Linked DNA regions of Homo sapiens: region 2 is linked to region 1. The links are chromatin loops, found by intact Hi-C in ENCODE. Cell type or tissue: endothelial cell of umbilical vein. All regions are shown on one strand. Links, peaks and the distances in the headings refer to the core of each region. The heading gives the core; the rest is flanking DNA. Region 1 overlaps DIAPH3 (diaphanous related formin 3). Region 2 overlaps LOC107984625 (a long non-coding RNA gene).

What was found. Hi-C counts contacts between places; a loop is a spot of excess contacts. Peaks named below come from ENCODE experiments on the same cell type or tissue, not always from the same donor. Only the 100,000 strongest peaks of a DNase experiment are listed, where the experiment ranks them.
Region 2: it touches region 1 in a loop (2.9-fold over the local background); 3 of 110 quality-filtered maps call a loop at or near these places.

What each region holds. Positions count from the first base shown.
Region 1 is chr13:59,663,486-59,668,870 of GRCh38, reverse strand. It overlaps DIAPH3 (diaphanous related formin 3), which reads left to right. Exons shown (of 28, transcript NM_001042517.2): 28 at 2,025-3,288. The coding sequence ends at 2,287. Among named protein-coding and RNA genes, the nearest start is that of DIAPH3-AS1, 350 kb to the left of the region's middle. In endothelial cell of umbilical vein, for the core only: no CTCF peak of the experiment used is centred there; a DNase peak (open chromatin) is centred at 2,170; H3K27ac peaks cover 1,161 bases.
Region 2 is chr13:59,491,338-59,496,722 of GRCh38, reverse strand. The region is part of intron 4 of LOC107984625 (a long non-coding RNA gene); the gene reads left to right. Among named protein-coding and RNA genes, the nearest start is that of DIAPH3-AS1, 520 kb to the left of the region's middle. In endothelial cell of umbilical vein, for the core only: no CTCF peak of the experiment used is centred there; DNase peaks (open chromatin) are centred at 2,032, 2,962 and 4,322; H3K27ac peaks cover 3,334 bases.

The DNA of each region.
Region 1 (5,385 bases), core at 55-5,054:
TTTTGTGTGTGTGTGTGTGTGTGTGTATACATACATATATATATATGTGTATATATATAGTTTTAATAATTTGCCTACCAAGTTCATTATTTCTCTGAAGGAAAACCACTGACTAAAAATTCTGATTAGAAACTTTCCTTCTTGGTTTCGTTCAAGAAAGAAATTAATGTCATTAGTATTCAAACTAAAGTTTATCTTGTGTCACAGAGTATGGAAATAATTTCTTTACCCAACACATATTTATTGAGCACCTACTTTGCACCAAGGACGGTCTAGGCACTAAAGCTATAGCAATATTTAAAACAATGTCCCTACTTTCTTGGAGTGCATACATGGACACGCGCACACACGCACACACACATTTCATATTCTATACCCATATTTTGGCTAATTTAATCTCTTCTTTGCCATTAGACTTTTAACTAGAGTTGTCCAATAGCAGAATAAACTGGTTTGTTGGAGATACCATCATGATGTAGTGGTTTGCAGGAAATCAAATAAGCAAAGATAGGAACATTTTGGGGAAGGAGCAGTAAGCTGGCCAACATTCTACATTTAGCTGCAAATGCAGTTTTCAAGCATTCTTTGGGACAGAGGTGTGGGAGCTAGAAAAGAAAAGGATGTGGTCATAGGAACTGCAGGAATACCACATCTACCGTGCTCTTTCCGGCAAACACAATATGTACATTATAAGCTACAGAGCATACACTCCTTTAAGAGAAAATCACTGCTCTATTAGATTTTGATTTTTGAGTAACAGTTGCCCACCTGATATAGAAGGTGAAAGACAAAGTGTATTTATTTTCTTCCAGCAGCTAAAAGGTGATCATACTTCTAAAATTTGTTGAGATTGTCCAAGAAAGTGTGTAAAATCCTCATCCATCACTGGAAGCCTCTGGTCAGAAAATGACAGTGCAGTAAATATCTTCAGCAGCCACCTTTTAATGTACAAGCTGTTTTCAGTTGGAATTTTCAGCACTCACATAAAACACACTGTCATGAGTGACTGCTTGTGCTCCAAAGTCATTACTATTGGGACAATGGAACATCTCTCAGAGAATAACCAAAAAACTTTAAATGTCATGTCAGGTTTGTTGAAGCCATTTTCAAGCCCCATTCAAGGTTACATGAATATTGAGGGTGTCTGTTTTTTAAAAGTCATCATTACCATCACTTACCAATAAAAGAATGTATGTGTGTATGTATATATGTACATGCATGTATGTATAGATGTGTATATACTTGACAATTACATATAACATTCTGGTTTGCTAGGAAGTTTTAATTATTTGCTTGCCAAGTTCATTGTTTCTTTAAAGGAAAATAATCGACTTTTTAAATTCTTATTAGAAACTTTCCTTCTTGATTTCATTCAAAAAGGAAATTAATCTCATTATTATTCAAGCTAATGTTTAATCTTGTGTCACAGAGTGTGGAAATTATTTATTTATCCAACAAATATTTATTGAGGACCTACTTTGCACCAGGGCCATTTTAGGCCCTGAAGTTACAGCAGTATTTAAAATAATGTCCCTACTGTCTTGGAGCACACATTCTAGTAAGACAGACAATGGACAAGTGAGCAAATATATTGTGTGTCCAGCCATCATGTGCCCTGTGAAGGAAAACATGACGGGGAAGGATAGAGCAGTGCAAAGGGCAAATGCTATTTTAGATGGGTGGCTAGGGAAGGCCTCTCTTTTTAGGTGGTGTTTGAACAGAGACCTGAAAGAAATATGGGACCAGGCCCTGATAATAACCACGTGACAGGCATGTCAGGCATAAAGGAAGAAGGAAATGGGCATTAGTGCTAATGAAACGGTTGGCTGTTATATTTTAGTTTATTCTTAAACCCCTGTGTGATTATTTTAAACCTGTCTTACTCTGTTGACTGTTTCTTTGTTTAGTCTATCTAAGAAGACTACTTATTTATTGAGAATAATTATTTTAAATGTGTTTCATAACGTGCACAGTCCTTGGTTATCATGGTGATAAGTTTTATGTTTCTTTTTTCCTTACTGTAGAAAATCAGAAAGTGCAGTTGACAGAAGGGTCACGTTCACACTACAATATCAATTGCAACTCAACAAGGACTCCAGTCGCCAAGGAGCTTAATTATAATCTAGACACTCATACGTCTACTGGGAGGATCAAGGCAGCTGAGAAGAAGGAAGCGTGTAATGTAGAAAGCAACAGAAAAAAGGAAACGGAACTTCTTGGCTCTTTTTCTAAAAATGAATCAGTTCCCGAAGTTGAAGCCCTGCTGGCAAGATTACGAGCTTTATAAGTTAAACTGGTTTTTAAAAAAAATGATTAAGCCAAATATAAAGCCATGCTCTAAACTATAACACTTGAAAAAATTGCTTTTATGTAAGTGACTTTATATAGTTTTAAATTATGATATATATTAGAAAAATAAAGCTAAATATATGATTGCAATGCTTTTTCTATGTACTGGAGGTTTTGGTTTATTCAAGATTGTACCGGGCTTTAATCCTTTTTTTTTTTTTTTTGTCTCCTGGTATTCCTCAGTTCTTTATTTGGTGGTTAAATTATACATATTGCTTTAGAGAGCAGGTAGGTGGCCATGTGTTCAGCAGTGTGTCCTTAAGAAAATACCATCTTTCTAAGCCACTGGAATTTTTACTTTACTATTTTTAACATTAATGGATGTCAGGTCATCAACCTCAAGTCTTTACATATCCATGTATATTCCATATATATTGTTTATATAGGCCCAAGTTTCTCCTTAATTGGGATCTATATACTACCAGCACAACATCAAAAACATGTAATTGAATACATCAGAGCTATATATGTAAGGAAATGACTGGTGACCCCATTATCATCATTGTTGAATTCATGTTAAGTAGACCCTCTAGGGGACCATAAGGCAATTGAGCACATAACGAAAAATGATGCAATAAGAATGTATGCACTCTCTTTGCCAAATGCATGTGCTTTTGTGTAACGTGGATGTAAACAGAATTGCAGTGCTGCCGAAATTCTTGATCTTGGCTAAGAGAGTATTTTTCCCCTTGTAATTATGACTCTGAGATAAAATTGCCATTTTGAAATTTCCAAAGTAACAACTTTTTTTATTTTATGAATAAACTTGGGATTGCAATTTCTCTGATCTGACAATCAATAACTTTAACAAAGATCTAAATAAGTGTTTCAAGGAAAGTTTTCCTAAGCAAATGTAATATTACCTCATTTGGGCATCATTACTCTGTTAATTCTATATCAAAGGAAATAAACTTGCTACTTGCACTAAATGAAAAAAAATGCTTTCTTTTGTCTCTCTTTTTTTGAAAACATTCTGTGGATAAGCTGAGAATAGACTGTGCTATGCAGTCTGTCTAAGCATCTATTTTGCTTTATTACATGTAATAAGTAAGTGACTGTTCTTTTACCTTCAGTTAAAAAGCAGTTATATGGAACTAGTCGGGCAAGGTCTATTGCTTTTTATTTCCTTAAGTTGCCACCTCCTTTCAGCTCTAAGTTAATAAAGTTAATTAATTAGAACTATGAGCCAGGCCCTGTTTATAGACATTGGAGAACAGAGTATTCTCTGTAGCCAGTGTAGGAATAAATGTGAATTTGTATGTATTGCTGAAATGTGCATTTTGCCATCCAGTTGCAATTCCTGTTTTTCTGAAAACAAACCTTAAAAATCAAGAAAGGTGAAGGACATTTACATATTTAAGCTGACGGCACCCCTAACAACAAGGCAGGATTGTTTTGTTTAGGAAAGAATTTAAATGAAAGAACTCTCACTATCAGTTCTTAATGTGATTTTGCAGACTTGGGTTTTTCAGAAACAAAACTTAAATTCAACTAGATAGTTTGGGCACACCAGGAAGCAGGTAAAAACTCTGGAAACTTGGGACCGGGGAGCAGCCACGGGGGAGAAGAAGCCCGGCAAATAAAGGAAAGTGAAGATGACGGAGACTCCGAGGGGCAGAGGAAGGCAAGGAAGTCCAGAAATGGAGCAGTCAAGCCCCAGAGCGTCTGTCTGCAGGGGCTGAGGACAACTTTCAAGCAAGAGGGCCAGGAGCCCAAGGCTAGCAGAGTATCAGAAGCGTCTGGCCACCCACAGGTCAGCAGCCAGCACTCTCTCTCCCTTGATGACAGCAGCTGGCTCCAAAAAGGACCATAGCTGTGGAAAGGAAACCTCTAAATGTCTGATAAAGGTGAGTACCAACTCAAGGAACGATCATTTGGAGATACTTTTATTGGTAGATGCCCTTTCAGCAATGGGCTAGAGGTATGATTAGGGTTTTAAAATGCATGATATTTCCTTAGCCAAACCATAGCATTGACCTTTAATTTGAGGGCAGGAGTTGAGGTACAATTTTATTTTTTTGAATAAGCAGTTTGTTCATTTGAATGAGCCAGTATAATGATTAATTTTTTTTTTTTTTTTGAGACAGAGTCTGTCGCCCAGGCTGGAGTGCACTGGTGCGATCTCTGCTCTCTGCAAGCTCTGCCTCCCAGGTTCACACCACTCTCCTGCCTCAGCCTCCCGAGTAGCTAGGACTATAGGCGCCCACCACCACGTCTGGCTAATTTTTAGTAGAGACGGGGTTTCACTGTGTTAGCCAGAATGGTCTCGATCTCCTGACCTCGTGATCCGCCCGCCTAGGCCTCCCAAAGTGCTGGGATTACAGGCATGAGCCACCGTGCCCGGCAGATGATTAATTTTATGTGTCAACTTGACTGGGCTAAAGGATGCCCCAGACAAGCGGTACGGTTTTATTTCTTATTGTGCCTGTGAGGGTGTTTCTGGAAGAGATTTGCATTTGCATACATAGACTGAATAAGGAAGATAGCCCTCCCACTGTAGGTGGGCATCATCCAGTCTCCTGAGGGCCAGAATAGAACAGAAAGTGGAGAAAGTGTAAATCTGCACACTCTACTTCAGTTGCGACATCGTCCTCTCCTGCCCTTTCTCATCGGCCTTCCCGGTTCGTGGACCTTTGAACTCAGACTAGGATTTACATCACGGGCTTTTCTGCTTCTCAGGCCTTTGAGGTTGGACTGGAATTACACCTTCAGCTGGCAGATGGCAGATGGTGGGACTTCTCAGCTTCCAAAAAATCACCTGGTCCAATCCCTCATTATAAACCGTGCACTCTCCCTCTCTCTCTTTCTTTTGTCTGTCTCTCTAAGTGTGTGTGTGTGTGTGTGTGTGTGTGTGTGCATCTTGACAAGGATGTTCCATCCAGGCCAGTGACAAACCCCATGATATGGTTTGGCAGTGTCCCCATCCAAATCTCATCTTGAATTGTAGCTCCCATAATTCCCATGTGTCATGGGAGGGACCTGGTGGGAGGTCTTTCTTGTGCTGTTCTCATGATAGTGAATAAGTCTCATGAGATC
Region 2 (5,385 bases), core at 146-5,145, 170 kb after region 1:
CCCAACCTATATTTGTAGATAACGTTTCTTGGGACTCAGCCATGCCCATTTATTTGTGTGTTGTCTGTGGCTGCTGTCACGCTATAACCTCAGCGTTCAGTAGTTGTGATGGAAACTGTATGGTCTGCAAACTTTTAATCTATTTACTATCTGTCCTCTTACAGAAAAATTTTTCTGACCCCAGTGTTAGAGGATTCTAAGAAAGCTATGAATCGGGTGGTGAAAGGGTAAAATAAAATAACCAGACAACTACCAGCAGGAGACATACGGTCTAAGGGAGGCAAGGAATGTGGCAGGCATGATTCTCCTTGCTCATTTTATGAAAACAAATGACCAGATAAGCAACAGTCCTGGAATTGTTACACAGATGGGTCCTGATGGTGCCGCTTATGCAGCTCGCTGAAACTCTTTCTCAGAGGGTTGTTTTACACAGCCTTGGCCTCCCACCCATCTGCTGCCACACCTCTCAGTCCTTTCAAGTATTATCTAGAGAGATCCAATTGTCAGACACTGAGAACAAAGCATGAGTCTCAGCTTTATTAGGGATTTCCCCTCCTATAATATTTCATACAAAGCCTCATTCACACCCAATATGAAGGCAGTGCTGCTTTTAAAAACCATTTCACATTTTTAAACCAATTCTGTTAAGCATGACTTCAGCTGTCACTTCTTGTTATTTTTGGAGAAGCTTGATGCTCGAAGGTTTGAAACGTCCCGTCCATTTGTTCAGTGGGCTTCTGATAACTATCCCTGCCCACTGGGTATGAAGTTGACACTAATTAAGCAGCTGACTGCCTTAACGATAGAGTATATTAGAACAGGCCACGATGCCATGTAGTTATAATTGTTCTTACAATGTCTGGATACTTGGTGCTTACTATTCTAGAAAACCCAGGACTTCCAAACTGGTGAGATTTTATTATTGCTGCAAATGATGAGTGCAGAGAGAATTTGGGAATGAATGAATGTTGATAGTGGGCTCAAGGCTGTCCGCACTGCAGACGTAGTCTGTAAACCCCCTAGAATCAAGAGAGAAGCAGGCTTTTTAAACCCTTGCTACATAAGCCTTGTTATCGCTCAAATAGACCACTTGAGATGGAAGTACAGACAGATTTGGTGCTGATGACAGCTCACCAGGACCCAGCTCTCCATTCAGGTACATTGATATGCATATTCACTCTACTGGAAAAAAAATCATCTCCTCTTCTACCCTGGGACACGGCTTTTGTAGGCTCCGGAATCTGCTATTTTATACCCACCTGCTGGTACAATATAAGCAGCTGCAATAGGCATCAAGCTATGAAAAGCTCTGAGGAGCACTATTGCAGTGCGAATTGCTTCCTTGCTCTGCACTGTTTGGTGATTGTAAGATGGATTGCCAGATTAGCACAGACACACAGTATTTGTGTAGGTAACTGGGAGGGTGATTTTTCCCTGCTTCTCCTACCAGCTATTTCTTACCAGTCCCTTTGCCACCTATAAAAAATTGGGTATTTGCTAATGTTTCTTAGTGGAAATTCAAAGGCCGGAATCACTAACTCAAGCCCACAGTAATACCACTCTGTTTCTTTCTGCCCTCAAACTGCCACATAAGAGCCTCTGATGCTACTGGCCAAAGAGGCCACTAGCCTATGCAATTGCTGGCTCACAGAAGCTTCCAGGACAGCAATTCTCTGTTCTTAATGTTTTATGTCACCAACTAACTAAACATAGCCACCTTTCCCAAATGCAGAAAGTTGTTTCCAAAACACAAAAAGTTGACCCCCCAAAAAAAAAAAAAGTTACAGATAACTCAGAGGTGTGGAGGCTGTCTCATGCTTTGGGAGACTTGTGCAGCCGTGTGGGTAATCTATGTTAACATCTTGTCTTCAAGATGCTGACCTCACTTTGGTTCAGACATTCTAGGAAAGGATTCATTTCTTCTCCATTTCAAAGCTGTTTATCTGGCTTAGAAAATAGCTGTTTTAAACAGAAGCCTTTACACTTGTCTGAGTAAATTCTGTTCCAATTTTTGTTTTGGCCATAAGTCAAAGATAACAGCTGTGCGCTTGTGGGTTCACTGAACTCTACGTGCTTGTTGGCTGCATCACCGACCAGAGGGAATAACCAATAATTAGAACATTTCAGGTCATCTTGGGAAGAACAGAGTTTTCTCTTGTTTGGAAAGGTGGTGTGACCTCCCTCTGATTTTCCCAAATGTGGATCTTTTGGTGACTGAGTGTAGAGCTCAATATACAAGCCTGGACTCATCACCACTGTGTCCTCCCTTTCCCAAAATATTGCCTGATAAATGGAAGCTTAAAACCATATTTACTGTTTTTCAGCTTAACTCTTGCTCTGCAACAGGCCTGGGCCATGATAATAAGCAAAAATACTTGTGCATTCCTAGCACATCAGCATTTCTGATCACAATGATTTGTGACTCAGGCCTTGAAAGCTGTGGGGTTTCTCCCTAGTTGAATCAATACAAGTTTACATAAATATATGTTTCTGTTTTTCTTTCATTCTTGATTCAGCATTCATGTTTACTATCTGGTAACTACAGACAGTGGGAGCATGGGGGCAAGGGAGAAGTCGAGCAAATAGAGAGATGATTCAGAAGAAATTATTTGGGTGGGTTCTAATGTCTTAACTGATTATGACTTTTTTTCTTGTGAAGAGTAATGTGTTAGAATTTTCATTTCAAAAGATAAAATTTATTCTATATATCTAAAGAATATAACTGCTCATCTATTACACTGAGTATATACTACTATAGCCATGCCTACAGTAGGAAGTGTTCTTGTATCAGGGTATTTGGTGTGCTAGATAGAGCCTTTCATATTGGAGATATGTATCCTAAAGCATTATTAATCCAATAGTGACATAGAGGCTGGATTGCTACTGATGCAAGCAGTATTTGTTCTATATTTAAAATCTTCCTGAGTCAAGGAGACAAAGTTGGCAAGAGATATGGTGATTGTTTTTTGCTCAGTTTTATGTCATGACAGGGAAACCTTTCACTTTCACTTGAATAACCACAAGGATGAAGGAGAGGCCACCTTTTCAAAGATTCACCTGCAAGACAGTTTCTGTTATTAAGCAAGGACTCATTACTGATCTGCTCTCACTCTGCTGTAGAATGTGGCCTGGGCTGCTTTCGGTGACTGAATTGTTTGTGAAATGTAAAAATGCACCTGGCTGAGGTAGAACATGGGGTCTGAAATTTAGACCCCCCTACTTCTGTTCAACAAACTCTTGGCCCACAGGGCTGCTCAGGGTTGGAGTGGGAAGACAACAGGTTTTTCCTAGATTGCCCACATTTTCCATATTGACTAATGGCATCTCTGAGCATGTTTAGGCTTCTTGGTGTCAGTTTGAACCCAAGACATTTTACTTTAATCATCCCTGATTTCCTTACCCTTAAATCCTGTTTCAATATGGAAATAAATGAATTATTGATAAATGAAAGTAAATCAATAATTATTGGTTAATATGGATACATTTTCTGTGACTGGTTTCACTTAGGTAAAGGCTGCCTAGATATAGAGATTTCTGTGGAATATCCACATATTTTTCATTTATTTTGTTAGGAAGACTTTAAATAACATTTTATATTCAAAGGGAAAAATTATAACTAATTTGAAGTTTATGTGATTATATTCTATCAAGCTGTTAGTCAGTATAGGATCGTTTAAATAGATTCTTGAAGTGTGACCTGGGTTAGGATGGATATTGATTGGTAACAAAAAATCTTGCCCAGGAAGTCATGATAAGAAAATATCAGTAGTTGGCTGGGCGCAGTGGCTCATGCCTGTAATCCCAGCACTTTGGGAGGCCAAGGCGGGCGGATCACCTGAAGTTGGGAGTTCGAGACCAGCCCGACCAACATGAAGAAACCCGTCTCTACTAAAAATATATAATTAACCAGGCGTGGTGGCGGGTGCCTGTAATCCCAGTTACTCAGGAGGCTGAGGCGGAGAATCCCTTGACACCCGGGAGGCGGAGGTTGTGGTGAGCTGAGATCGTGCCATTGCACTCCAGCCTGGGCAACAAGAGTGAAACTTCATCTCAAAAAAAAAAAAAAAAGAAAAGAAAAACAAAATCAGTAGCATACTCCCATCCCTGAAGGTATGTATTCAAAGTGCTGTGCCCACCACAGCCATTGTGTCCCTGCAGGCAGCTTCCTAAACTGGTCCTAAGAAGGACTCTGAATAAGCCGGAACTGTTTAAAACTTTCTCCAAAGATGGAATGTGTGAGTTCAACTAGAGGAGACTGAGAAACACTCATCTTCCTGAAACAAGACAAAAATATGTCGCCACACTTCTGGGTCACATTTCCTGTCTGCTTGGAGCATCCCTCTAGGATTGAAGGAACAAAGAGGGGTGGTAGGGAAAATCCATTGAATCTCAGAGATGCCTGTGCTTGCAAATTATTTTCAGTGTGAAGATTTAGAATCTGGGGAAAGACAGGAAAGTGTGCAGCAGGGATTTTTTTTTCCACCTCAGCATTTCTTGCAATGGACTGATTGGTGTGAGAAATTAGCTGTCCTGCTGAGAGTTAGGTGTAGCATCATAAAGAGTACTTCAGGGAAGCCTTTGTTTCTAGCATATTGGTCTTTAAACTGTGGGCCCTCTCCAGTAGTTTTCCTGATTACCTTCATCATGTTGTCACACAGGGGGTGTAGAAAACAGATTGCAGATCTCTATCTACTAATACACTTAATCTGATTAATTTTTATGCTAGTGCCTTTTCTCTTTTATTCCTCAAAGTGCCTTTTCTCTTTTATTCCTCAAAGTGCCTTTATCTCCTTCATCTGTGACACTACCACATAGGTGCTCATTTAACAATGAAAAAGAGCCTCCAGAATGTCTCCTTCTGTTGTGTGAACTTAAATAAATCTAATGATTTTAGCAGAACAGATCCCCTCCTAACACACAGGAATAAATCATGATTCAGTTTTCTAGGGACCAAAAAAGAAAACCGTAGACTTTTCTATTAAAGAAACAAGCCAATTTTCTTACACTTCTGAAGCTAGATATTATTAGTGATTATTACTATTATTATACTCATTTAATTCCTATATTGAAGCCATTTTTTCTGACCTATCTACATTTAGAAAAACACACATTTGGGGAAAGAATAAATCAGTAGATATGGTATAGGAGCAGTGGCTTAATGACAGAACTAATTCCCCACTTCCCACTAGTCTTTTTACCTTAAGCCATTAGTCCCTTAACAGTGTTTAGTAAGGGCTGTCTGTAGCTTAAGGAAAGAAGGAAAGAAATGAATACAGTCGGCCCTCTGTACCCATGGGTTCCACACCACGGATTCAACAAACTGCAGATCAAAAACATTTGAAAAAAATGTATCAGTATTGAACATGTACAGATTTTTTGTCATTA